2 separate regions of the Homo sapiens genome follow, and region 2 is linked to region 1. Evidence: chromatin contacts called from ENCODE Hi-C or POLR2A ChIA-PET data. All regions are on one chromosome and are shown on one strand. The core of a region is the stretch at or near the end of the contact, and the rest is flanking DNA. Distances in the headings are between cores, read along the strand shown.

Region 1 (2,597 bases), core at 73-2,572:
AGAGAATGCTGGGCAGGGGTTTTGAAGCGCATTTGAGTCTTAGCTCCAAGTCTGCCCCTTACTAGTGTCCTTGTTGGCTCTATTACCTCCTGGGCCTAAGTTTCTTCTTCAGTGGAATAGGGTAAAAATACCTCCTCTGCAGAGATGCGTCAAGATCAGTGAGTAGAGGTGGGGCAGGGATAACTTCTCGAGGCTAGCCCAGCCCTGTCTAGAATAGCTTATGATGAAAATGGAGAAATAAGATAGAAACACAGGGAAAGAGCAAGTGTTGTCACGGGGCATCATATAATCCCTTGCTAAGTTGCAGAAGTGAGCACTAGGGTTCGGAAGAGAGAGAGGGCAGTCCAGAGAGGGGAAATTGCTGGCTTGAGCTCACATAGCCAGAGGGATAAGCGCAGGGTCCACTGGGCAGGTGGCTGAGCTGGGCATTGGAAATGAACAGTAGATCAGGCACCCAAGGCAGGTGTGCCCAGCTGATCCAGGCCACAGCATGTAGGCTGCTGGGCCCCTGCAATTTCAGATTCAGTTCTGTGTGTCTCCTGGGCACCTGCTCTGGCGGTGGGAGTACATGCTCTCCAGGCATGTGTGTGTGCTTCCCATGTAGTGCAGTGAGCAGCAATGTGGCTTCAATCTTTGGTCCAGGCACGGACCCAGCACCCAGAGAAAGCGATTTTCCTGCTTGTGGTTTCCTGGCCTCCTCCAAGAACCTCACACGTCCATGTTGCTCACAGAGAAAGATGGATCACTCTGGGGGTTCCTGGAAGAGTTGCTGTCTTTGAACAGTCCCTCTCTTGCCAAGACCCCTGCCTTCCTCCCGGCCCCCAGCCTACTGCCTCTCCGCAGGAGGACAGCATGTCCTGGGCCTCTGCTCTCTGGCCTCAGTCATGGTGTGGCTGGGTTGCTCTGGGGACGCTGAGGGTTCTTGATCGCGGCCTGTCTCAGGGTAGGTCCCCATGGATTGCCCTCCCACCCCTGGCCAGGTTGCTGTGGTTTCCCCATCAGTAGAAATGACTCCTCACCCACAATTGCATCAGTCCCTCCACAGACGCAGTGAATCATGTTGCAAGATGTGGTTATGGACTGCGCCCTGTGCTCTGGTTAGGGGCTGGTTGGGCCGGGCCAGGGGTGAGGGAAGTGTGGGGGGTTGACCATGTTTTGACTTGAACTTGGGAGAGGAAAGAAAAACCCAGGAGAGGGCCTCCAGGGGTGGGGTGGGGTAGGTGTGAGTTGACACTGAACTCATCACCCATGGGACTGAAGCAAGTATCCAGTAACCTTAACCGAGACCACACTGGGGAACCTTCTGGCTTACTCACCCTCTGGCCCTACCGCTACCACCAAGAGAAAAAGAAGTGAAGAGAACGAGCTGGTTCATCCTCTAGTGCATTGCAGCGGCGTGGGGGAAACCAGGGAGATGGGTTGGTTTGCTTTCTTCCTGTTTCTCTATTTGAACTCCCTGGCTTGCTTCCCTTCAGCTGACACATGGTGGCCATGGGCTGAGAATGTCCAACCTCAAGAAGAATTTCTTCCCTCTCTCCACTTCACAGGCCAGGCTCATAGCTGCCCCTGGGTAGGAACTATCTGCAGGGAGGTAGACTCCAGCTGCTTGGAGTTGTATGACCCTTCCCAGAGGCAGATCTACCCATTTTTCAGTGGAGAAGATGAGGCCCAAAGGGAAGTTGCCGGACACTTTGCTTCCGCCTCTCTCTCCCATGCCCTCCTGTGCAGCTGAGCTCATGGCATCAGAATCTCAGGATCTTTCAACACTTTCCAGCTGGGCAAGGTGGGAGTGAGTTGGCTGTGTCTTCTTGTTAATTGTCCATGCCTTTATTTACTTATTTATTTTTAATTTTTAAATTGACACAATAATTGTACATATTCATGGGGTACAGTGTGATGTTTTTATACATGTATACATTCTGTAATGATCAAGTCAGGGTATTTGGTACATCTATCACCGCGTACATTATCATTTCTTAGTGGTGAGAACATTCACAATCCTCTCTTCTAGCTACTCTAAAATATACAATATAATATTGTAACCATAGTCACCCTCCTGTGTAATAGAACAGCAGAACTTATTCCTGCTACCTGATTGTAGCTTTGTACCTATTGACCAACCTCTCACCATGCCTCCTCGCCCTCTCCTCTCCAGTCTCTAGTAACCACCATTCTACTCTCTACTTCTACGAGATCAACTTTTTAGATTCTGCATATGAATGAGATTGTGTGGTATGTATCTTTCTGGGCCTGACTTATTTCACTTAACTTAATGTCCTCCAGGTTCATCCACATTGCTTCAAATGACAGGATTCCATTTTTTTTTATGGCTAAATGGAATTCCATTGTGTGTGTGTGTGTGTGTGTGTGTGTGTGTATGTGTGTGTGTGTGTATAGATAGATAGATAAAGATATCATGGTATCTTTATCTAATTATCCATTGTGGGACACTTGGGTTGTACCTCTTCTCTACAGGAGGCAAGGCTGTGCAATGGTTCAGAGATAGCCCAGCAAATGCTCTGTAATGAGGCTTGGAGTTTCAACCTCACTGTCTTGAGCAGAAGAGAAATGGGCAATATGACATATGGAGGTGCCAC
Region 2 (2,597 bases), core at 44-2,543, 250 kb after region 1:
ATTGGTTTTGCACTTTGGCCATGTGGGCAGGAGCATACTTGGAATGCAGACTCATAACAAGCAACTCAAGTAGGAAACTATCACAACAGATGATGGATTTCCAACCTGAAGCAGCAGGACTGGGGATCCTGTGTTCATCCTTTTCTCCTCTACTCAGCACATGTATGCATGCACACACACAATCACATACACACACTAACCTCTTCTTTGATTATGATGCATAAGGTATAACCCATCCCCAACCACTGCCACCAGTGCCACCACCCTAAAAGGAAAAGATAAAGTTGCATAAGTGAAGTTCTTCAAGCTATGGAATCTGAATCTCAGTCTCACCCCAAGACCTGTTCCTTCTTCCTCAGGGGTTCCTTCCAGAAGGGAGAGCCAGGAAATCAAATCCTTGGCTCTCCTTTACCTTCTGAGATTATAAAATGAATAAAGAGGAACACAAATGTGAACACCCCAAATCACTATCTACTAGATTTTCCCCAGAGTAAATTCAATAGTAGAAATGGCGTTGAGGCTGGTTTTAACATATGGTACTTGACATTAAAAGTCCTGCTTTCTCATGGCAACTCTACCATCCACCAACTGTGTGGCTTTGGACAAGCTATTTTTCCTATCTTGAAAGGCATACTCAGCACTGTCTTTGCAAAAATGACCACAATCCTTCAGTCCTCCCTGTAAACATGTCCTTTGCAATGAGACATTGCATCTCCTTCCATCAAGAAAGTAGAGTCGCTTTGGCCAACAGGATGTGGCAGAAGTGGCAGTGTGCCGCTTCCAAGTTCAACCCTTAAAAAGCCTGTGTACATTCATGTTCTCTTGCAGAACCCTGCAGCTGCTGAGTGAACAAGTCTGAGTTAGCCTGCTGGAGGGTGAGAGAGCTGAGGCTTCACATCCCAAGCCAGTTTATAATCAGCAGGCCTCACACATGTGAGGAGGCTCATCCTAGATCAATGAATCACAGGATGAGATGAGTCCTCAGGAACCACAATGGAGTCTTGAGCAGTAATAGTTGTCATTTTAAGCTGCCAAGTTTTAAGGTGTTTTGTTATGTAGCAATGGTTAACTGCTAGAGGTGTCAAAAGGACTTTGGCAAGTCACAACTATCATTACCTCAGAACTTCATAAAAACCCCTTGGATGCAGATTTGGCCTCCCCACTTCATGTGTGAGAAAATTGAGGATTGAGGAGGGGATGAGATTTCTTTTATGCACATGACTGATAGGCAATAAGTCTGGAATTTGGAGCCAGGCCATCTGACTACACATCCTGTATTCTTAAGTGATTCAACGACTCTTCTTGCCTTTGTCTGGCCTCAGACACTCTCCTAACCCAGGTATCAAGTCAGCATGTAGAATGGGGGAGATGTGGTCACGCTCAGTGGCCAAGCCTCCTGAGCCACAGACGTTGGGGTGAACCTGGCCTGCAGCACCCAGTTCTTCCCTTTTGCACTCTGATGTGATGCCGGGGTGTTGGGGGGCACACTTGGGGAAGTGTGATTTCAGGAAGCTATGTGGCCCTCAGAGCAGTGAAGAAAGTGTCCAATTCTAATTGCAAACCTGACAAACCACAGTGACCCTGAGTAGCTCAGATGATGGCCCAGAGCTGGGGGAAATTCTCCCTCCCAAGACCGGGGCCCTGGGGAGGCCTCTGGACTGGGATTCCTGAGACCTGGTCCTGGGGCCTCCCTGCCACTAGCTGGCTGTGTCTTTGAGCATGGCCAGCTCCTTCTCCAAGCCTCCATTTCTTTATCTGCAAAGATGCCCTCATCACCTTTAGGATTCTAAATAGCCTGACCCTGGAGCTCAAGATCCTTAGTTTCCCAGGAGTTATGTGAGATCTGGGCCATTGTCAGATTTTGAGGCTCCCAGTATATGATGAAATATTTTTTAAAAAAAGGCAAAATAGGGTGTCAAAATGATGGTAACTGTTAATGTTTATGTGGAACATAATCCCTGAAACCCCTCATCCCTGCCCAACACACTATATTTTTGCTGATTGTAGAGACAGCAGCAAAGTTTAAAGTTGATGTGTTTGCAACTATATCCTGTGCTTGAGTGGTGATCATCACCATTCTATCAGTGGCTTAGTGATGAATAGGAACAGAAACAGGGAGGCTTGACACTCACACCTGCTGTGATGTGAACCTCTATTTGGCCACCTTTTAGGAAGGAGGCCCAGCCAGGCCCAAAGCCAGTGCTTTTATGGTCATGGGTCCCGAGATGGAGCAGTGGCCAGCTCCTGTAGCCAGAGTAAACTGCCTGGTTTGCATCTGAACTGGAGTGACTAACGCTGCATAGAGGATACAATAAAACAGATCATGGAAAATTTAATGGCCCGTGGTTGGCAATCACTGAATTATTTATGCCATCTTTGCCTCTTCCGAATTCTCAGTTGCTCTTCCTCCAGCACTGCAGCCCTGGCTGTCTGCAGGCTGAGGAGTAACAGGGCCTGGGGAGATCAAGACGTGGGCACCAAGAGGCTGGAGGTTTCTGAGTAACTTTGGGCAAAAATTGCTTCCAATCTTTTGGCTTCATTTTCTCATCTGTCAGTTAGGGGGTTCTCCTCCACAATCTAATAGCAACTTAAATTTA

What was found. Hi-C counts contacts between places; a loop is a spot of excess contacts on that map. ChIA-PET counts read pairs that join two places held with the same protein, here RNA polymerase II (POLR2A). Pooled maps may share reads with other maps.
Region 2: a loop to region 1 is called in a pooled map, with 3 times the contacts of the local background. The contact joins two enhancer-like sites. A Hi-C loop is called at or near these places in 1 of 168 maps with a recorded cell type or tissue (PC-9), 1 of 37 single-sample maps with no recorded cell type and 6 of 50 pooled maps. POLR2A ChIA-PET finds 5 or more read pairs at or near these places in 1 of 52 experiments (A549).

Annotation. Positions count from the first base shown.
Region 1 is chr15:70,485,341-70,487,937 of GRCh38, reverse strand. No RefSeq gene overlaps it. Among named protein-coding and RNA genes, the nearest start is that of LINC02205, 19 kb to the left of the region's middle. RefSeq lists an enhancer at 1,142-1,201. Within about 2 kb of position 1,322, at least 8 of the 41 ENCODE cell types and tissues checked have a DNase peak (open chromatin) inside an H3K27ac peak, as active enhancers do.
Region 2 is chr15:70,235,232-70,237,828 of GRCh38, reverse strand. No RefSeq gene overlaps it. Among named protein-coding and RNA genes, the nearest start is that of TLE3, 140 kb to the right of the region's middle. Within about 2 kb of position 1,293, at least 2 of the 41 ENCODE cell types and tissues checked have a DNase peak (open chromatin) inside an H3K27ac peak, as active enhancers do.